Regions from separate parts of the Homo sapiens genome. Here all the other regions are linked to region 1. Evidence: chromatin loops called from intact Hi-C (ENCODE). Cell type or tissue: Calu3. All regions are shown on one strand. Region 1 holds the start of LINC01902 (long intergenic non-protein coding RNA 1902). Region 2 has its middle 230 kb from the start of LINC01477. Region 3 has its middle 51 kb from the start of LINC01477.

Region 1 (8,000 bases):
CTTATTTTCAGTAAGTTTGGAGAGTGGGAAGGAGACACACATATGTCCAATTATTTACAACAAATTGTTACCAGTAGCTAATAGAAGCTGCTATGATCTAAATGATTTTGTCCCCCGCAAAATGTATATATTGAAACCTAATCCCCAATGCAATAGTTTTAAGATGTGGGGCTTCCGAGAGGGGTTTACATCCTGAGAGCAGAGCCCATATGAATGGGATTAGCGCCTTTATAAAAGAGGCCTAAAGTAGCTTGTTCACTGACTTCACCATGTGAAAAAATAGCAAGAAGTCACCATCTGTGAAGCAGAGAGGGAGCCCTCATCAGACATCAAATCTGCTGGTGCCTTATTCTTGGATTTCCCAGCCCTTATAGCTGTGAAAAATAAATTTCTGTTGTTTACAAATTACTCAGTCTAATGTGTTTTGCTATAGCAGCCTGAATGGACCGAGACAGAAGTTTATATGGGAAGAAGTGCTGCACAATGAAGAAGTAATTGTTATCTGGGCATGCTAAGAAAACTTGTATAACAGATGCAATATTTTAATGAAAATCTGTAAGAAAGAGTCTACTAGGGCACAGCATATTGCATACAGGTATGGGTTGATAGAAATCTAAAAGGGTAAGACACTGATTTTGTCTATTCAATCTTACCAATGAAGATAATGCCACTAGGAGAACTTTGACACAGCTAGTGGCTGTTGTTACAGAAACTCTCTCTATCTTTGCATTCTAATGAGTTTAGAGAGTTGTAATGTTCTTCTCCACCTACCCTTCATTTAGGGTTGATAGGCACATCTGATATCACCACAATATTACAATATTATTGAAGATGAAAAAAGGTTTAGGGGCCTGGTTTATGCAGGTGGGTCATCTTAGAATGAATTCAATTTACAATTCTGCTTCTTCACTCTGCTTATCTAACCAAAAAGTTATTTGTACGCATATTTAGAAGTTAAAGCTGTAGTAAATCAAATATTTCCTGGTAGATAAGCCTATCATGGCTTATCTACCATGGCTGGTCCACAGGAAATAGATTCATTGGTACATCATAGGAGAGGGTACACCCCTAGCCCCATACCTGGAAAATAAGGTGACAAATATTAGACAGAAAGACCAAAGCAATTGGGCAGGAAAGCAACTGGCTTCAGGAACGACTGGCAAGTGAGTGTAGCAGAGCGGCAGGGAGCACGGGAAACACACACAGTGAGCATGAGGAAGCCTGGCAACAGAGAGTTCTATCCCCAGGCCATTCTGCAGACCTCAGGAATACTGGCACCAACAAGCCAGGTTCCCACTCCAGAAAACTGAGCTTGTTAAGATCACCTAATCAAGCACAAGACCTAGGGAACGTGAGAAGAGGGTAAAGCATCAGTATGGGTTTGTTCTATTCATGTGGCCCCTCATGTAGTCTGAGTAGTGAATTCAGGAGGCTGATACTATGGCTTATTTTAGAAAGGAGAAAACTGAGTGTCAGGAAATCCAGACAGAGAACAGTCACTGGGCCAGAAGCAAAGTTAAGGATGCTAGATCATTAAACTCCAGCCCAACACTTCCAAAATACCTTGTGACAAAAACTGACTGTCAGAACCCCATAGGGCTGTATCTCTATCTGTGGGGATGTCTGTGTGTTTCTGTACCTGTTTCAGAGGGGTATAAAAAGTGGGAAGGGCGAATGAAGATGATCAGGTTATTACATTACCCTTTAAGGTTTTAAAATCTGATGGCATTTATGACAATCATATTGTGATCCATCTACTAAAACATAAAAACATGGAGGCCTAATCTCTCTAGGTTTAGGATGCAGTTCTGTCTCTGGAATATCAAGTAACGCAGTATCGAATGTAAAGGCTGCCTTTGACTGAGGACACTCTGGGAAACAATTTTCCGCTGCATGTTAGCCTATCTGCAATCAAAGTGTGTGTGTATCTCTGATTTTTTTAATCCCTTCACTTCTTTCTCTCTCTTTTCCCTCATTGTGTCCTTACTTCCCCCGCCTCCCTCCCCCGCAAAACACTTTTCTCTTGCCTATGGAGATGGGCACCAAAAGGAAATTGATGCAGTGGCGGGTTTAATATGACATTTGAAAAGTGACTTTTTGATTTTCAATTAACCTTGCACAAAGAGGAAATATTGAAATTCGCCCCTTTGTTCTTGGCTGGATCTGCAGACAGGCTGGTTGGTACCAAGAGCTGAACCGGGTTTTGGGTGGGGCGATAGGGAAGGAAGAGGCAGGTTGAGGAAAGTAAGAGAAAATCTGGCACCTACCAAAGCCGCGCTCTGCTTCTATTTGCACGAAATGAGACAAGACTAGCCTGTACTAATTACTCTCAGAAGGGGGAAACAGGTAGGAGAGAAAATGCTCTTGTCATTTGTTTGACTTAATTGTATGCTTTTATGAGCCGTCTGGCTGGAAGGATTAAAGTTACTTTTAATAACACTTCCTTTCAGAAAGAATGTGATTTGAAGTTTCCCAGCAGGGCCTCCCAGTCAACAGCAGGACCCTTTCCCCAATCCCTGACCCCTCCCTTTCCCCCACCGCCCACCCCCCCACCAGTCAACCCTCTCCCCTTCCCTTCTTTGAAAGGCCCATTGTTCTGTTTGTAGAAGAAAGAGATGCTTACACCATAATATAAGACAATAAAGTTAACTCCATAAGTCTCCTCTTTCCGGATTTTCTATGCAATCTTTACTAAAGGCAGTAGTATCTCCCCCGCCCACCCAGCCTCTCCGCTCTCCCCCCTCCCCTCCTTAACTTCCTCCACCACCCTATTCCCTGCACTCCCCCCTACACAGCCCCCGCTCCTTTTTGCAAAAGGAAACATTGAAAATCATATATGGAAAATAAAGTAGCTTGGCGCTTTGGACCTCATTAAGCTGCGTGTGGACACCAGCGTGGTGACAGTGACAAGGTTCCATAAACACACGCATCGCAGGTGATTAGGGCAGCCCGCTTCCGCTGATGGACCTTCCGCTTTTTGTCTCTGTTCTTGCAGGGTTTCTGCTCCTTGCTCCCTAGCTGTTTTCTCTCGCTCTCTTTTTACCTTCTCACTGTTTTTGTCTGTGTTTCCTTTTGCTCTGCAGTTTCCACCGCGCCAGAGTCTTGACCCTGAGTGGCATCGGCAGGGTCTCCTGCGGCAGACCAGGGGTGTTGCGGGCTGCGCTGGGTGGGGGACCGCGCGCTGCACGTGCAGTGCCGCCCGGACGGCGGCGAAAGGACAGCGGTGCACCCCGCCCGAGGCCCCAGCGATCCATCAGGGCGGCTGTACGCGGGAAGACGCTTCATCTCATCCCTAGATGGCAGCAGGATTCTGAAGCTGGCGCAGCCCTGGGCAGCCCTTTCTGGTCTATTTTCCTGAACAGATTGCCAGGGGATACGGCGGCTAAACAGCCAGGCGCCTCCCCGGAGCGCAGCTCAGACAGAAGAGCAAGCCGGACAGACGCCGCTGGCGAGGCTTCGGGGGTCAGATCCTGCAGCTTGGACACCACATTCTCTCTTTTTGCACACAGATGTGCTACTGTGTAAAAATAAGCAAACAAACAAAAACGGGAGTTCAGCTTCTTGGAGAATGTGTCATGGTCAAGACCAGTGATTCTGGACGGTGACAAAAGTCCTGGAGGCCTGAGTGCACAGAGGACACACGCACAGATGCACATGAACTCATGGAGAAACACTGGTCTTCTCTGCCAGGGACCAGGCTGGCCATGCAGGAAGGGAGCAGGATGTGAAGATTCAGACTTTAGCTCCAGCTTCACTACCGTCCTGCCGTGCACTTTGGGGGAAGATTCGTTCTGTTCCTGAGCCTTAGTTATTTTATCTGTAAAATTGGGGTTATTATAGCTTTCAGCTCTGTGTACATACAAAAGACTGTTAGGATTATCAAGAGGAACAAAGAAGGGGGAAAAATCACTTTGGCAGGAACAGGCTCACTGCTGCAGCTTTTGGCCCAGAGCAGGCATTTTTCTTCAGAGGAAGCTTCCAAATGGTGCTACAGTATTTATTTTGATCAGCCAGATATGACTTATTTGAAAACAAAGGGCAGAGGTTGTTTCGCACCTTAAAAGCTGAGGGCTTTTGTCTCCAAACCACTTATTTTGTCCACACCCAGTCCCTCATCATGGACTTTGTCATCCCTTGGAAATCCTTTACATCAGAAATCTTTATCACCAGAAACTACACACAGTAGCCCAATAGCTGCATCCCCGAGGGCCCCAGGATGAAATAGGAAAAGCTGAAACTACTCTGGTTGGAGTATATGCTATATTGGAAAAAGTTACTGTTAACATGGTATATAACATACTGAGTGAGTCAGAAAATTTTCTCACCAAGTCTGAGTCAGAGGAAAAAAAATCAAAGATTTAAAAAAATTCCTCATATTACGTTCAGTACATTTTGCTTGTTTTCTTTGAGTTCTGTTCTCTTCTAGCACCATGGCAACCTTCGTCACACAAGGAGCAGGAGGACAAAGGTGACAGATGTTTACCTCTTTATTTTGTCTAGGGTCTTGTTTCCTTCACTCTCACCTGATTCAAACTTTCAGCAAATGTACAAGGGCCAGAAACACTTCCTCCTGACCCTGACCCCAGCAATTTTGTAATATGTGTAAAACCTTAAGTAACTTTGATTATTTACACCAAATAAAGTAGAGCTTCACAGTCTACAACTTTGCTTACTGGGGGTTTTATAGGACTCAAAGTAAAGCTGTTTCAAAATGATGAGGAGGTGGGACAAGGGGGAAAACAAGAAGAAGATACTATACAAAAGTCTAGCCATTGAGTTATCCTTCCTTAAAAACATTATGCCAGATCATGGGGCAGAAAACAGAGTCGAAATTTTCTATCATTTGACTACGTCCCCTGTTCGGTTTGAATATTAGGCCTAATTTGAACTATTATTAGCTCTAGCTTCCTGTAGCATCAACCCCAGAATTATTATCACATCAGTAATTCCAGCAGTCTCATACTATACTGTTGACTCACCACATCACCTCATCTTATAGCTTTCTAATAATCTCTCTCATTCCGCCAATTCTTCAACCTCATAAAGTCCTCTGCTTGAGTGATCCTCACACTATCCTGAAAATCAGCTTCTCTTTGTTCCCCACCTAGCTCTTGCCATAAGCCTTGCCAGCCTGACCCCCAAGCTTGGTCACCTGAATCATTATTACTAAGAGCCCTCCCACCTTCTCTTCTGGAAAAAGCATAACCCTAACTGGAAACTTATAGAGAGCATAGAAAAAGATCAAAACTACAATCTGCATTCTTTTCTCCTAGAGCCAGGGAACAAGACAATGTTGGTGGAAATCATCCAGCCTTGCTTATTGTTATCAACAAATTCACTGCACACAATCTTGGATGGACCTTTTATGCTGCCTAATATTTTACTTATTCTTGATTATTTATTTTTCACTAGTTATTTTGTTTACTTACACATAGTGATTCTTCTTTCCTGGGATCTTTAGTGAATATGCCAAAACATTGGCCTTCTCTTCAAGGTTTTTACCACCCTATACACTCTCATAGCAGGCAAACCCCTCAACTACCTCACAGAAGAATGAAAGCCACTGGGGAAATGGGCCTCATCACTCTGCTCCCCATCAAAATGTTTATCTACCTGTACTCCTTTCTTTACTTCCTTTCCTCCTGTCTCAAGGGAGAGAAGCCCTTTATAGTAGCACTCCATCCAGCAATTCTCTCCATCTCATCTTTTCTCATTTCCGCTAGGACAGAGATTCATCAGTTATTCTCCCTCTCTTCTATGTCTTTAACCACCCGCTCTGACCCTCACAGTGTTTTTCTTTCTATACCCATTCCCTTCTCATTCATGTATTAATCATCTGTCCTACTCTCTAGATGACCAGAAGTGCTGAGCCACAGTCATGTGTCACTTAACTACACGGACACATTGTGAAAATTGCTTCACTGGGCAATTTTGTTGTTATGCAAACATCATCATTTCCCTCCACAAACCTAGATGGTTTAGCCTACTACTCACCTAAGCTAGAGAGTATGACCCATTGCTCCTAGGCTGCAAACCTATAAAGCATAATATTGTACTGAGTAATGTAAGCAATTATAAAACATCGGTAAGTATTTGCACATCTAAACATACATAAGCATAGAAAAGGCATAGTAAAAATACTGTATTGTAATCTTATAAAACCACCGCCCTAGCTATGGCCTATTGGTGACCAAAATGTTGTTACCCAGCATATGGCGGTAGTTGTAGGATCTCACACACACACACACACACTCACACTCCAGTCCTCTGCCACACTTCTTTACCTTTGTTCTTCATCCATGTCTCTGTGATGTAGAATGACTTTCTGACACTTTTTTTTTTCCAGATTCTTGCTCATCCTTTAAGACTCAGGCTCAAGGATCATACTCTAAAGAGTAAATGTTTCTTAACATCCAACATAAGCTAAGATCCTTTTATTTTGCCCTTGCAGAGAGCACATACCTTTTGATAGCAGTTACGCACTCATTTTATCTCAATGTAATTTCTATTTAACACATTAGACTATGAGCTCCTGAAGGGCAAAAACTATGTCTTATTCAGCTTTATTTTCTTGGTGCCAAATGCCGGCCCAGGCACATAGTCTTAAACTTTGTTTTATATGAATCAGTCATATTGCCTTCTATACCTGTTGCCTTGTAAGAAAAACGTTTGCTTACACCAGCAGAATAGAGTTTCCTAAACTCTGTTCTGGGTCATCAGGCCCCTCTCCTCATTTTGGCTGTTTGGACTGTGCAGTGTACTAGTTTAAAGGCCAGCCAACCTAACTTGTCAGTTTTCTATAAGATGGACTGAAAGAGAAAGCTCTTCTGAAACAATCATGATATAATCAAGGAGACTTTCAAATTTGAAATGGATGCTGTAAAGGAGGAAGGTGGCAGCAGAAACAACAACTTCAAGGTCAGGAGACAACTAGAAGCTAGGAGACAAGAAGAGTTATAATGGTCCTTCAGTGAGCTGAGTTTCAAGAGCAGAAGTAATAAATGTATATTTAGATTCCAAGTAATAATTCACCTCAAGCTCTCATAGAAAGTGTCAGAATGGGGACTAGAACCCAGCTCTCTTTCTATTAAGACCAGTGCTCTTTCTAGTTCAACTTACATGTTTTGTTCATTATTTTATATAACTTAATGGGCATTTCTAAAGTTAGGTGTAAAATATTCAGGCCTTACCTAGTAAGAAAGAAAGGAAGACAGATACAAAGTTAGGAAGAAAATAAAAAATAGACCATTGAAATAGAAAGGAAGAGTGTGAAGTTAACAACTATGTTATTAGTTAACACATTATAAATTACTGAAGGTGGACTTTTTTAAGTTAAAGAGTTCTGCATAGAGAATAAAAATTAATGATCACAATTGATTGGTGTTTACTACAGCCAGGCAGTCAGTATATCATCATCATCATCATCATCATCATCATCACGTGTACTTAATGGTCACTACTTAAAGAACTAACATGTATAAGATCTTCACAATAATCCCTTGAGTAGTTACTATAATAAGGCAAACATTAAAAATCAGAAAATTGAGGTGCAGGAGTTAAGTAAATTGATTAAATTACACAGCCAAAAAGTTGAAAGCCAATAAATATACATTTATTCACATGAATTATCTAATTTAATCATTGTAGCAATTTTTAAAAGGAGTAATATAATCATATTTCACAGTTATATAGCTATCATTTTATAAAGGAGAACTCTGAGACATCAGTTGCGTAACATTTTGTGCTCTTTGCTGGTATGACCCTATTCTATCTGATATAAAAATACATGTCTTGGCCAGGTGTGGTGGCTCATGCCTGTAATCCCAGCACTTGGGGAGGCCAAGGCAGGAGGATCGCTTCAGCTCAGGAGTTTGAGATCAGCCTAGTCAACATAGTGAGACCTTGTCTCTACAAAAAATCAAAAAATTAGCCATGCATAGTGGCATGTGCCTGTTGTCACAGCTACTTGGGAAGCTGAGGTAGGAGAATTGCTTGAGCCC
Region 2 (8,000 bases), 450 kb before region 1:
CAGGATGTTTATCCAAAGGAAATAAAATAATTATATCAAAAAGATGTCCACATTTTCACATTTACTGCATAATACCCAAAATAGAGAATCAATCTAAGTGTCCATCAATGGATGATGGATAAAGAAATGTGGTATATAGACAGAATAGAGTACTGTACTGCCGTGAAAAAGAATGAAATCCTGTTATTTGCAGCAATATGGATGGACCTGGAGGACAATATATTAAGTAACAGAAGCCAGGCACAGAAAGACAAATACCGGGTAATCTCACTCTTGATCTCTAAAAAAGTCAGTTTCATAAAAGTGGAGTAGAATGGTGGTAACCAGAGGCTAAGGAGCAACGAGTAGAGGACAGAAGGAAGTCGGTTAATGGATACAAAGCTGTGGCTAGACAGGAGGAATAAGTTATTGTGTTCTATTGCACAGTAGGGTGACTACGGATAATGATATTTATTGTATATTTTAAAATAGCTAGAAGAGAAGTTTTGAAATGTTCTTATAACAAAAAAAATGAGAAATGTATGAGGTGATAGATGTGCTTAATACCATAATTTGACTTTTACATATTGCATACACGTATTGAAACATCACAATATACCCCATAGAATGTATAATTATTTGATTTCAACTAAAAACAAAATTAAAAAAATGGATTTCAATTTATTTAAATTTCTAGATAATTGAACTCCAGTTAAATGGGTTTGCATTTATTTGAACTGACCACATATTGTTTCATATGCACTTAGCAATTAAGATCATTCTCCTGCCTGCTCTTCATTTTGCCCTCCCTCCCATCCCCAACTTGTTTTTTATTACTTGTTCATCAGATAATCTTGTAATTCAGAAAAGCTGATACAGAAGTAAAACCCTCATAATTAAAAATTGGCTGAATATCCACACATGCCTCTTAGGTGGAACGATGAACAGGCAATCTTTTTTAGCTTTTCATACACAAAGAACTTCAGCAGCATTCCAAATATGGCTTTCTGGTTCTTGTCTAATCAAAGCATACACAAGAAAGGAAAATGATATAAAGCTTCTTTTTCTCCCACTGTGATTTTTATTCTGGGTCATCATATTTCTCTTACATACCATTCTATACTTTAAACATTTCTGTCAAATTAACTTCCAAAATTAGAACAGACGATGTCCTAGAACAACCTCAAGAGGTGCAATTTTTCACAGGTTGTTGTCTTTAATTTCAATTTCTAATTAATGAACTCCATCATGGTGATTCATGTTACTTTGCTGTTTTGGCTTATCTTATTCACTTCTCTTGTTTTCACTGCTCTATGGCATTTATTGAGGAAGACATAGACAAAATTGAAGGTGGAGGCAGGAAGAGGGGTAATGAATGAGAAAAAATCCTATTTCTAAGAAGAGGCCTCAGGCCATTCTGCTTTCATCCAATGAACATGATTACACCAATGACGTCAATAATAGGGTCACCAGTCTCCATCCTTTACCAAAATAACATAGAAATCTTTTTACTTCTGTACTTTTTGTTTAATGTAAGTCTCACACATGTTGTTTCACTTTAGAATTTCCACTGTTGTCCATCTATGTTTTCTCTGTTCTACCATATAGAATTAATTTCACAAAATTGCATAAATGGTACATGTCTCCATAGGGAAAATAATACCCAAGAAGAAGCAATCAACATGTTAGAATAGATCATCTCAGAGACACAAAACAGTCCTGCATAAGTCAGCATAGCCTCTCATAAAATTCAAGACTGACTCAGCACACATGGGCAGTCATTAGTTCTCCAAAGCATCATTCTATTTCCTTTATGACTTAGCAGCCAGATTTTAGGAAGTCCATAATCAGAGGAATCAAACTGGTTTCCTAATTACTGAGATCACAAAAAGTGTTGATGGCCCCATTAGGAATAAATGAAGCCTTGACATATAAACTCATGCAATTGGGCTATTTGATACTGAAGCTTCCTTTCCTGAATTTGGTACCTCGAACAAAAATTATTCTTACAATAGTTGTTATAAAATTATTATTTATACAATTCTATCTTGTCATCTAGGAACACACAGATGATCTGTAATTTGAGGGGAAAATATGGTTGTCATTTTTTAAAAACTCTTTCTCACAAGTCAGATGATATTAGTGAAATCTAATATAGATATGTCAACAAAAATCCTCCTGAAAGTATGGCCTTCATTTAAGAAACGTCATACTATATATATGAAAAGAAGTTCTAAAATTACAAGACAATGTAAATTAGTGTTTGAATATATCAACACTTATTCTCTCATTATCTTTTCAGCCTGCAATCCAGAATTAATCAAAATCTCACCTTCTCCATTAGGCTTCATAGTCTTTCAAAACCACTGAAATATTTGAATTTACATAACTGGTCCCTGCCCTTACTACTCGCTTATCTTGGAAATGAAATATAATGTAATTTTGTTCAATTTTTTTGTATAACATAAATTTTATTTCCTTAGCTGCATTCTAGGCTTGCTAAGGCCAGTGACTATTGTGAAGAATCCCCCTAATATTCTCCATAGTACAGTGAGTGTATGCAGTAAATTACTGTCTCTTAAAATATTACTTTTCAGCTGAAAATTAAAAAAAGAATAAAACAACTAGTCATTTCACGAAGCAGCAGCTAACTCCTTAAGTTTTCATAAAATAATGTTTAATAACAATTTGATAAAGCTATGAAATGTGAAACCTGGAGTTGAAGATAAACTGCTTTATTATCATCTTGTATTTATTGCGAATATACAAGGTTTCTCTTATAGTATTACAACTATGGGTTTAAGTTAGCTATTTTTGTCTATGATTCATCTTTTTAAAGTTTTATTACCTGCAATTTTTGTCTTTTAGGAGCCCAGAATTGTGAATTTAAAAAAAAAATTAAAGGAATTCTTTATTCAAAGCCTTCTTACTCAGATGTCAACCACGCAAAACATGAATATAAAGCTCTTTTGCTTGAACAAGGAGATGGTCCCAAGAACCCTGTTTGGCTCCCAGTCTCCTCTAAGAACGCTGGGAGTAATATTACCAAATTTAAAAATGGCTGCTGTAAGTCATGCAAGGGCTACACAGATTGGTTACCTGAGAATTGCTCTTTGAAACAAAGAAGCTTCTGGCTTCTGTTTTTATATTCCCCACACTTGCTGGCTTATGTTATTATTCAGTTCTGGGTTTTTTTGACTAGCTTGATTCTACTCTTTCTCCACTATTCCTTCACCCCTTTTCTCTTCTAGTCCTTGAATTGTCTGTCTTTAAGCCTTACCCCCTCCTGCCCCAACCCATGCATATTCCTGAGAACTAGCACACACAGACTCACAGACACACCAGTGAGCAGGAATTCATCATTGTTACACACCAATCAGCTGGATCACTGTGCCTATGATATGATTTAGTTGTTTGTAAAGGAAGCCAAAACTACATAAGCACATTGCTTTGCAATCTGATAATTTCAGCTGTTTCAACCACAGAATCATGTCAACCTCTGCAAACCCATTGCTAGGTCATCTGTCTACAGTGGTCACTTTTGTAATTCACTCCAACAGTGAAAGCTGAAAATAATTACATCATACTGGAAAGCAAATGAGCACTGAGCATTCTTGATGGTGAGACTAGACTGAATGCATTTGATACTCAAAGAGGTGGCTACAAGTTCAAAACAAAAGCTAAGAATACCAATATGTTGCTTATAATCACAACTGTAAGTAAGTTTTCACTGAATTGGCAGGTTTAGTATAATATTGATAAAAACTAGGAAAAACAATAGAACTACTAAATATTTACCTGAAATGTCCAAGAAATAGTGTGTTAGGAATAACTCAATTTGTCATCACTGAAACATGTTTAATTATTTATATATAAGTTCATTCTTTACCTTAGTAAACATATTATATTGAATATATTTACACTAACTTTTTTAGAATTGAATGTCATCATTATGAATGGAATCAAGCAAATCAATAAAATTAAGCCTTAATACTTCTAGAAATGGCAGCAAAGCAGACACATGAACACTGCCACAGTTAAAAATTATAAAAATTAGAATGAAATATATTATAAAATTATTAAAGGCACTGTACAACATTTAAAGCAGAGAAAAAGAAAAGGATAGTCAACTCCAAAAAAAATTGAAAATGAAAGGGAAATAATCGATCAGTTTATGTCCTTCTGGTTTAGGGATGTTGTACACCTCCAAGATTGACTTTGGTGGCACTGGATACTTTAAGGAGTAAAATGATATTCATCATAGCCTCAATTATCTCTCCCAAATATCTATTAATTACTATAGTGTTTTTAACATATGTCTCCAAATTTTTGAATACTCCTTTTTTTCCAAAAGATAGAGTGTAATTCAGCTTAATCCCACCACCTCTTGAGTGTGGGCTGAATGTAGTGATCCATTTACTACAAATTGTGTATACAAAGAGAAAAATTAATAACTTTACAGTGGATATAACTTATAGATATCACTTCAACCAAGCTTCAAAGTTAGTATCACCATCCATAAATCATGATGATACCTTGTTCCCAATGATATGATGTGATGAGAAGGGTACTTCAATTATGTGATATTCTTCAAAAAAAATCCATATCCTCCATGAATCATGATAAAGCATCAGACAAACAAAAAATAGGAAACATTCAACAAAATACTTGACTAACACTCTTCAAGGGCGTCAAGGTAATAAAAATAGGAAAGATGGAGGAACTGTCACAGATTGGAGGAGTCTACAAAGTCACAGCAACTAAATGCAATTTAGTATTGTGGTTTCAATCCTGGAATATAAAGGATTGAATATCTAAGGATTGAAAAATCTAGTGAAATCCAAATAAAGCCTATAGTAAAATAACAGTATTGTGCCAATGTTTATTTCTTCGGTTTGCCACTGTACCATGGTTATGTTAACATTAGGAGAGGCTGGGTAAAGGTATATGGTGAACCTCTGTACTATTTTTGCAACTCATCTGTGAGTCTAAGATTTCAAAACGAAAAGTTAAAACAAACAATAATATCCTCTCTTACCTCCATCATACACTGTGAATTAGCCAAAAACCCAGTACTATTACTTATTTCTCATCTGTAGGTAACCAGAACAAAGTCTGTTATTTCTGGTTCCACATCTGTAGGGGGAGCTGCTGCTATATCCAATATATGAAAGCCCCACGATGTATTATTAACTTGATATTAGATGGGATTTTTATAAAGCTTCACAAATAGGCTAACACTGCAATTAGTATCAGAAGAGGACAAGATTTTTAAATTCACAAAGGAACAGAGAAATGCATGGCTATTTTGTGGTAGGCCAATATATCACTAAGCCAGGGTAATAAAGAATATGGAGAGGACAGATGAAGCTAAATCAACCTAAAGGAAGGTCCAAATAAAAATGGCAGAATTCTTGCTTGTGTCCTGTATGGCTGTGCTGCCTCATCGTCATCTTTATGCCATGGAGCCCTAGGCTATTTTCCCTGAATTCAGGGAGGCTCCCAGCTTGGCAAGACTGAAAGAGTAAATGTATCTCCATTTGAAATGATGGTCACTAGATAGGCAAACTCTTTTGGGAATACAGGTTGTCTCTAAGGTACACAGTTGCTAGAAATATAAACTTTTTTAAACCAGTATAACAATCAAATGAGCATATTCATTCTAAAGAATTGCACATACATATATTAGCATAAAAAAGAAAATACTCTTTTAAACAGAAGAATAATTGAGGCAGATGTAGGCAAATAAAAATACTTAGTTAAAAAAATGTATAATTTGCTATTTGTTGAAAAACAAAAGTAAATCCTAACCACAGAATTCTTAAATTTGATATGCTCATGAAGGGGATTAAGCACAGTTTATGTTATAGATGTTTCTGTATCATGGGATATAAAGGGATATAAAAGGATATATATTCAACTCTGGGTGCCTTATTTGAGAAATGAAAATTGCTGGTTGTGACTGCCCTTAGACCTTGCAATCAGTAAATTATGGAGCAAGTTCTATGGTTCTTGGTTTCGTAACTTAGAACATACTACATTATCTTAGCCTAGTTTTTGCATTAAAAAGCAGTACAAATGATTCTTAATGAGCACAACAAAGTACCATTTGTACTTTCCCACTGTGTATTTTTGGTATGGAAATGGCTATTTCTAGAGTTTTCAAAAAGTGTTTGTTCTTTTAAGCAAATATTCTGCCTTACAAACATTTTTTCAAAATGCCCATGTTCAAGATAAAGTATGGTTTAGCCCATGCTTAACTTAGCTGCAGTCTAAACTACTGAACATTTTTTTTAATAAGAAGAAAAGGAGAGGAAGAAAAAATGAGAAAAAAAATGAAAGGAAAGAGAGAGAAAGAAAAAGAGGGAACAAAAAAAAAGGTGGGGGGATGGGGAGGGAGGAAGGAAGGAAAGAGGCATACAAAGGAGGTAGGTGGTCTGGGTTCTTTAAGGAACACTATGCATGTTATATGCACATATAGATCGAAAGATACATTTTCAAGCCACAAAAATCTACTCCCCAACAAGGATAAGATAATGGAAAACAAATTACAACCTTAAATAGTCATTGTGCCATCTTATAGAGTCCTAATATATACCATGTTCAATATGTAGTTTAGATAATGATTCTCATTGAGAGATGAAGAAATGGAGAGATACAATTTTGGGGTTTAAATTATCAGAATTTGTTAACATAAGATCTCCACTTAACATATTTTCCGTGATAACTATAAGTTACAATAACAGAATTTAAATAATGTTAAGGGACTCAAAGTTTCAGGTTGCCTATTTTTTTTTCAATTTATGTTTATTATGTGTATTTAAGGTGTATAAGATGTTTTGATATAAACAGACATAGTAGAATAATTACCATAGGTAAGCACTTAATATATCCATCAACTTTCGTAGTTATGTCTTTTGTGTGTGTCCTGTAAGTGCATCTAAAATGTGTTCTTTTAGCAAGTTACCAATATGCAATACAATGTTATTTACTACAGTCCCTCCGCAGTACATGAGATCTCTAGATTTAGTCATCCTACATAACTGCAAGTTTACACATTTTGACCTACATCTTTCCATTTCCTCCCAATCTTTGCCTCTTGTATCTACTGTTCTACTCTCTGTTTCTTTGTATTCAACTTTCTTAGATTACATATATAAGTGAGGTCATAAAGTATTTTTCTTTCTGTATCTTGCTTATTTTAATTAGCTACTGTTTTCCAGGCTCATCCATATTGCTGCAAATTACAGCAACTCCATTTTTAAGGCAGAATGACATTTCCCTGTATACATATACCACAATTTCTTTATCTATTAATCCATCAATAGACATGTACATTGTTTCCATATCTTGACTATTGTGAAGAACGCTGCAACGAAGATAGGAGTGAAGATATCTCCATGAGGTGCTGATTTCATTTGCTTTGGATATATACCCAGAAGAAGGACTGCTGGATCTCATGACAGTTATGTTTGTAATTTTTTCAGGACCCTCCATGCTATTTTATATAATGATTGTAGCAATTTATATTCCCATTAACTATATACAAAGATCTCCTTTTCTCCACACCCCAGCCAACACTTATTTTCTGGTATTTTGATAATGTCCATCTTAGGTGTGAGGTGGTACCTGTTTGTGGTTTTGGTTTGCATTTCCTGTATGATTAGTAATGTTGAGCACCTTTTCATATACCTTTTTGCCACTTATGTATCTTCTTCTATGGAGAAATCTATATTCATGTTCTTTGCCCATTTTTAAATATTTTTTGTTTGTTAGTTTTGCTATTCAGTCATGTAAGTTCTCTATATATTTTGAACATTAGCCCTTTTCAGGTATGTGGCTTACAATTGTTTTCTTTCAGTCTATTGGCTCCCTTCATATCTTGATGATTGTTTTCTTTGTTATGTAGAAGCTTTTTGGTTTGATGTAGTACCACTTGTTAATTTTTGTTTTTATTGCCCAAACTTAGTGTAATATTCAAACACTCTTTTCCAAGGCCAGTTATAAGGAGTTTTTCTCCA
Region 3 (8,000 bases), 170 kb before region 1:
GTAGAAAATTAACACTATGCAAATATATTTCAGAAGCAAAGCTCTCCATGGCCCAGGCAGATTTTGTTTGCAAGAAACCAGCATTGTAAACTGTGAAACAAATCCCAAATTGAATTTTCTTGGTCCCCAAAACATATTCTGGCTGCCCTGCTGATGAGAGACCCGGGGAGCCACAGCAGAAATCTCTTAGTTATTCATAAATTCTCTCTCTTAAAAAAAGTTGTTGTTGTTGTTGTTTTAAACACAAGAGTGGAGATGAACTCCAGAGCTCAGAAACCATTTTCATGCAAAAACAGGCGGCTCAGTATACAAATAAAGACCTAGCTGGAAACCCTGAACAGAGCAACATAAATACTCACATCTGGTATAAATAAATAACAAGATACATTGTTTTACGATTAATGCCCAGCTCATGAATAAGTACACACAATGGAGATAGAAATATTTAATTTTGGGTTGTAGAACATAATTAGAAATTATTAAACAAAGTCAGAACACAGAAGAGACTTCTCAAAATGCACAGGCGCCGGGTACAGCCTGGGTGTGTTTGGAACCAGTTTTGTCCAATATCAGTTTGTTTCGTTTTTTAAAGACAAACAAGAAAAGCTGCAACCTTAGTGTTTCATTAAATAGTTCATGAGAGTCATTCACTCTCCCTTTTTTCCCACTTCCTTCTGGGAGTTTAATGCACTGTGATAAGATAAATATCTGCCTTTTAATGATGATCACACCCTATTAAAACGTCTCACCCTGTTACCGATAATGCATGAGATTATGAAAGACGGAAAAAAGTAAAAGTCTCATTTTCTCCTCCCTGCTGATGCCATTTGTTTACCTTTAGCATTACCCTAGCTTACACAATGAAAAAACAGCAGCTAATTTTACTACATTTCTGTTTATTCTACTTTGATTTCTCCCACAGATGAAATCCCTGCCAGTTTTATTATTTTCTTCTTAGATCAAGAGTCCTAATTTTGTTTCATTAAACTTAACTGGACTTATCATTACCGCTTGCTTTAATCAAATAGGATAGAATTAGGTAGAACGAGGACAAATTGCCAGGGTTCATTAAGATAGCAATGCCCAATCTGGAAGTGTGGAGAGGGCCTGCAGATCAAACCCACCATAGCTCCTAGACACATATAATTGCATGTGGCCACCATTATGCATGGACACCACGGTTCAAAGAATCAGGGGAGTGATTTTCTTCTGATTTTAATGTTTCAAGACTGTTCTGAATCAGAAGAGTGGGAAATTTATGCAGACTTTGTTTTTAAGTTTTAGGAGTAAATAAGTCAAGAACAAAGGCCAAAGAAGAACAAGTACAAAGAGTGTTATGATGCGATAAAACAGGACCCAAACGGTGTGATTCTTGGCTTTGTGTGGCATGTTACAGAAAGCAAAGGAAGGGCTTTTGTCCTCAGAGAGTATTGTCCTTTGCTCTGACTTTCTGTCTGAGTAACCTTTCTAGCTGATTTATCTCCTTCTTAGAGACCAAAATGGTAAAAATACTGAATCTCTTCTTTCTGGCCTTTTCCTCCATTCCCCTGCCAGCAACTTATTTGTTTTGAAAATTAGCCATTTAACAGGGCATTGCCTTTACCAGCTATTTGTTCTGCTGACCTATGGTGGAAGCTGGAATTGGTACTGCAAATGTGCTTCTCTAACAGGTCTGTTATTGCATTATTCCTTTATGGGGGCTTCGACGTAATTATACTAAATGTTGTTATAAACCCCACCGGAAGCCACCTCTCCGCTGACGTCTAGAGGACACTTTCAGTGTATATCTCCCTCATCTGCCATTAGCACGCCTCCATGTTCTTCCTAGTATATTAGAGAGCACAGTGAACAGAAACAAGGACTACATGATCCAAACGGAGAGTTGAATGATTTGACAAGAAGCCAACCAGCACTTAGAGGAAAACTAACTACCATCAAAACACTTCCTTCACAACAAAGGTTGAATCATAACCTTATTCCCCTAGCATATGAATTAGAAGAACAATTGTCTGATTATGATTAAAAAAAGAGCATTACATTTTATGTTCCACCATAATTGGTATTTATGACAATTTATGTAAACAGTAATGAAGCCTATGTGATTTTTGCGGGGAAATTGCATTATGACACCAATGATCGTTACTGTTAATTTTCCTGAAGATGATGGCAATCAGCAGGCATAGTTTCATTGTAAATAGGTTAATTTAAAATTCAAACACTGCTGCTATTTCAAAATGAGTTCACATTTGATTTCTGAAAGCTTTGGCCCAGTCTTTTTCCATGTCAAGATAAAAATGCATAGATGACGTGTATCAATGTATAAAACCTTGTTCTTCAGGGTTATCTGGGAATAAGCATGTATGTGATATATGTGCAAATGTGTGTCTTACATACTACATATCCTTTTAATTTTTTCTCTGTTTTTGTGCTATAGAAACAAGTTTCAAAAACATATTACTAATATAATCACAAAATATACTTATCACAAACTAATTTGCTATGTATTAAATAGTATAAGTGAAGAGTGACATGTCAGCATTTTCTATTATTTCTATTGTGTACTGAAAATTGCCAAATCAAACTTTTAGCAAACAATTAAAACATAAAATGATCTTTCTTTATTGACCTTGGGCTTCTAGCTAGTTTTGAGTTAAATTGTTGTTCGACCAGTACATAGTTTGGACAAGCCAGTTAATTTTTTTTTTATTTTAAGATATATGCTTCTTACAGTGTAGATCAATTTCTGCCAATTTGTCCAAGCAAAGTGAAAGGGTCTAATTTTCACCTTTGGACATTTGAAGAAAAGGGAAATTAACATTCTTGAATACAGACACACATGTGTGTGTGAATATATATATATATGTATATATATATATATACATATATATATGCATGTGTGGATATATTTAAACAATGAATGTCATAACAATAAGATATTTGGAATTATAAGGAAAAAGAAGAAAAATTTTAAATGCTGACCAGTGTCTACTTACTTTAAGTAATATTTGAGTAATTATAACATATTTTCACATTTTTGTAACTATAATATATGAAAGTTGTACTAATATGTGCTATTAATTCTTCTTAAAAGTAAAATAGTATAGACTATGACTGTGAATCATTGCGATAAATTTTATTGACAACAGAAATTAACCATGCCTATAAATAGCTCTCTTTCTTTCTCACTCTCTTTCTGTCTTTTTCTCTTTGAAATCAGTTTTTCGGTGGCCAATCAACTGCTCAGAGTATGTTATTCTAATGAGAAAAAAATGTAAGTATAATTGTTCAAAATGTATCATAATTTTGACTATACTATTTCTACTAGTTTGATCCTGAAAATTTTATTATTTTTGAAGAACTTGTGTGACTATGCCTATCTGTATATGTGGTACTTTTAATTAAAATACCATTTTCAAAAAGACATGCCCAGATTGTTTTACCCTGGACCACTCATTTGAAGAAATAGGGATTAGAAAACAAGTGTTAGGTATCTAAACACCTGGAAAGCTGGAATAAATCTAATATGATTTCTAATACGAATATTATGAAATAGTATGAAATCTAATACACTTTCAAAAACTTGGATGTGTATACCCTGAAATCGTATTGCTTTGTATTGATTATAATTTTTAAAAATCAATAATTCTATGTGAAAGTATATTTACTTGTGGGAAATATCCATATACCTATATATGAAGTAATACACTATATAATCTCAAGTAGGTACTTCTATTTCCCCCAAGAGAGGGAATTACAAGATGTTGAAGAGGTTGTTCAAGTGCTTTCTACATTTTTCTTGCAATATTCATTTGTAACTTATTTTTTTATTCAAATAACTATTGTTAGTGGACTAGTTCTAGCCAGCTGTAATGCTTTAAGGGGGAAATATGGAAGAAAATCTTAAAATTAAGAAAATCATGTATATTTATTAAATGTTCTGAGAATTAGCAGAAGGCTCCGTTTAATTGCCTCCTTTAGCACGTATTTCTTCCATAGGAGTTTACATTAGAATTACTGCTCTGAAATATAATCAGGGTGATATAGGTTTGCTACTTAATACTTTTTTTTTCTTTTTTACTATTTTTAATCGGCAATTCTCTGCTATGAGTCTAAGTTTCTGTTTGGTTCCTGGGTAATCACATTTATTGTTTTTCCATTTCCCTACACACAGAATAATTCCTAAATCCAGACAGATTCCTTAGTCAGAGACAATGAATTGCTTAACACGAACCCTTTCTCATACTTTAAAAACAGAATCAATACAAGGAAACAAACTAAAACTTATATTCCGTTACTGAGAATTCAGTAGTGTTGAGTCTGTATTTTCATATGAAAAATGAGAGTCTCAATTATTTCTCTAGTTGCCTCTTCACAGGAACGTTTTACTATACAATCTCAGGATTCTTGGACTTTTCAAACCTTTAATAATGCCACATTCTGTATGGGTCAGATATTAATAAAACCTAATTATGCAACTAAGTTTGATTTAGTTAATGTAGTAAAACAATTGGCTAGTTACTAGTCAAAGAAAAGAAACGCAACCAAATTAATTCATTAAGTAAATACAATTTAACTTGAGGGTAGGGATATTTACCTCAATCATAAGAACAAATAAAAAGAAAAGAAAAGAGAAAGAAAAAAAAATCCCCTAAAGCAAAATGTCAAACTAATGTTAATGATGATTGTGTCAATTGACAGATCTTCTTTGTGCATTCCTGTGACTCATAAGTTGTTTTGGTTATAGTATATCATAAATGAGTTCTGAATCTTAGGTTTGATATCAGTGTGGGTTATTGTAATTAATTGTGTAGGCAATATATTTAGTTTTCACCAAAATGTATTTCTAAGCTTAAATACAACTTGTGCTCATAAAAATGGCCTCTAAACTAATCTGAAATCTCAGAAATGGCTATTGGTCGGCAAAAAAAGAAGTTGTGGCTCCATCAACCCATAGTCAATTAAAAAACAAAGCAAAGCAAAATAAAAAATGGGAAAAAAAACCCCACTATCTCACTAGTTGTACTATATGATGAGATTGCTTGTTCAAGATAACACTTCCCATGCTCTTTAGAACCTGTGGGTATTTAACCAACATACAACAGGTGTAGAAATGGATTTGCGACCTGCATATTCTAAATCCATAGGGTCCTTCCTTACATTATAGATTGGGCACTGTAGCATAATTGGTAGAATCAAAGAAGTATCTATAATGATTTCATTCATGCATGCATCTTCTCATGATCTGCCAATAATTTGAATTCAAAAATGTTACCTGAATATGATGGATGAATTACACAGGTGTTAAAGGTTTTGGCTTATGAGGGGCCTTTTAACATCCTTTATTTTGTTGGAAGAGGATAACATGACAGCAGTTTCCCGTGTCTTCACCTTCTTGAAAGGGAGTACATAAATGCATTGATCATAGCATGTGGACAGTGTTACCAACATTTTCCACTGATCCACAGAACATGTCCACACTATAGCTGATCAGCTGGTGTTTCATACTCCTAATTGTATTGGGGTGGGAGCTTACTAGCAATTATGCAAACCTTATGCTCTCTGTCCTATTGGGGGAAAATGATTGACAAAGTAACTTACCTCAAGAGTTTCTGATCTGAGGATAGTCAGAGAGAGTCTAATTTCATTTGTTGGTATCTGTCTTTCATCACTCATGGCTGATGAGAAAGAAAGAAAATCACAGTCAAAGAACATTCTTTTATTTCCAAGAGGAAAAGGAATTTGACCACAAAGATGACAGAGTTACAATTCTTTACTTTTAAGGGGCAACCTTTGGAGGATGACTCTCATTCTAAAAATGCAGGCATTGCTTTTTTCTTTTGTACCCTATTAAGAATTGTGCATGAGACCACTCAGAGTAGATGGGGACTCTGGGTCAACAGAACAGTGAGAAAGGTGACAAATGGCAATTCATTTCAGTGTTTGTTTTCTTGATGATGGCTGCCTCTTTTTCCTGGTGTTCTCATGTTTCTGGGGTGCTACACAATGAGTTCTATGTCCTTTTAAATGGGGGCAGAGCTGCCACAGTGTAAACTAATAAATAGCACAATTGAAGCCTTCTTGGTCATGAAATACAGCTGATTCCTCTCAGTTACTTTATTCATCCTCTCAATTCTCTTTTTTGAGGGAAAAAAGTTATTTTTTGACTTTATTCTGACATATGTGGATTAATTTTTTTAAACTAGTGCTGCTTTCCTGTACCTTTAATGTGGTACAAATTTAGACGAAACGTCTATTATGCTTGCTAAATTAGATTAAAACCTCTTATCCTAAGAAAATTTCTACAGTTTTTTATTTGGTAATTGGGCTATTTATGATGTATTAACTTTATGTTTTACTTTTATTAGAAAAAGAGTTTGGCAAATGAGTGAGAAAGAAATAGAGAATTTTCAAACTGAGCTTATTCTAGAGATGTGAATAGAATCAAACCAATCAGGATGCCACATCTACCTAAAAGATAAAAAAAATTCTACCGAATCAATACACTAATTTCAGTTGTCTTATAATTAATATCTATCAATCTATTCAAATAGATATTCAGTGGTCTATATTGATCTCTAAGACTTCCTGAAAACCACTAGGGAAAAACAACAGCATGCCAATATGTGTTAATTGCACTCATATTGACATTTTGTAAGTGCCAGAATTTCTATGATAGTGAGAAGTCAAATATTAGAATGCCAAATCCCAGAAAAGTGATATTATAATATTGATTTAATCAGATAACATTTTCTCCAAAAATTCGAATCATCTTTTCCTTTAATCAAAGTCTCATATATTTTCTATCTTATCAGCCCTAATATAACACCTGCTGATTTTAGGGACCAATGTAGTTCTCACATATTTTGGCTTAAAACCTCTTCCACTGTTTACATTACATTTTTTTAACCTAGCTTATTTTATATACTATCATTGCAATCACGTGGTGCTCTCTCTTTCCATAATACCTTAGATTGGGTAATAGTTAAAAAGATTTGACACTCTCATAGGAGGATGAGTACATTTTCATTGATGTCGAGCTAAATTTTGTGATCTCTTTCAGTCAGTGAAATGGAAACTGAAGAGGCCTGTAGCACTTCTTAGTGGAAGCATAGTAAGATTAAAAAATAAAAATAAGAGGCCAGGCACAGTGGCTCACCCCTGTAATCCCAGCACTTTGGGAGGCCAAGGGGGGGGGGTGGATCACGAGGTCAGGAAATCGAGCCCATGCTGGCTAACACGATGAAACTCCATCTCTACTAAAAATACAAAAAATTAGCCGGGTGTGGTGGCGGGCGCCTGTAGTCCCAGCTACTTGGGAGGCTGAGGCAGGAGAATGTCCTGAACCCCGGGAGGCGGAGCTTGCAGTGAGCCGAGATCGCGCCACTGCACTCCAACCTGGGCGACAGAGCAAGACTCTGTCTCAAAATAAATAAATAAATAAATAATAAAAAAATAAAAATAAGAAAAATACCACAACATCTGCTTTGCATTGTACTCATTTTTTCCCTCAGTTGTGAACCTAGCAATGTCATACACAGAGATAGCTTTGCCAAATGAGTGAAGACCTTTTGAAACTCAGCCACCTCTGACCCACAGTGAGCATGTAAACAGAGCAAGAACTAAACTTTTGTTATTGTAGATTTCTGAGCATTTAGGAGCTGTTGACTATAGAGGCATAACTTAGCCCATGCTTACTGCTACATAAATTGATACCAGGAAAGGAATGTTCCTGTGTTGCAACACAGCCTAAAAAATATGGCATTGCTTTCAAGACAGAGTAATACAGGCATGGAAATGGAAACAATTACTGAAGACGTAGTTAGGAAACAGTAAAAGTTTTGATAGAATTCTCCCCTGCAACAACTTGGACAACAAGGTATGTACCAAATGGACTTGGATTTGAACTAAGTTAACTCTGGAAACTGGAATTTTATAAGCATGCTTTGGTTGCAATGGGCTATATTTGACAAATGACTAAAATATAGAGGTGATTTAACAAA

Evidence for each region. A loop is a pair of places that touch in the nucleus more often than their neighbours do. Peaks named below come from ENCODE experiments on the same cell type or tissue, not always from the same donor. Only the 100,000 strongest peaks of a DNase experiment are listed, where the experiment ranks them.
Region 2: a loop joins it to region 1, with 2.2 times the contacts of the local background. A loop is called at or near these places in 2 of 110 quality-filtered maps.
Region 3: it touches region 1 in a loop (2.1-fold over the local background); 3 of 110 quality-filtered maps call a loop at or near these places.

What each region holds. Positions count from the first base shown.
Region 1 is chr18:39,836,956-39,844,955 of GRCh38, reverse strand. It overlaps LINC01901 (long intergenic non-protein coding RNA 1901), which reads left to right. Exons shown (of 4, transcript NR_187474.1): 4 at 3,084-4,660. LINC01902 (long intergenic non-protein coding RNA 1902) reads right to left here and starts at 3,247. Exons shown (of 9, transcript NR_151703.1): 1 at 3,044-3,247. In Calu3, a CTCF peak has its summit at 3,303; a DNase peak (open chromatin) is centred at 3,315.
Region 2 is chr18:40,290,640-40,298,639 of GRCh38, reverse strand. No RefSeq gene overlaps it. Among named protein-coding and RNA genes, the nearest start is that of LINC01477, 230 kb to the right of the region's middle. In Calu3, no CTCF peak of the experiment used is centred here; no DNase peak of the experiment used is centred here.
Region 3 is chr18:40,011,132-40,019,131 of GRCh38, reverse strand. No RefSeq gene overlaps it. Among named protein-coding and RNA genes, the nearest start is that of LINC01477, 51 kb to the left of the region's middle. In Calu3, no CTCF peak of the experiment used is centred here; no DNase peak of the experiment used is centred here.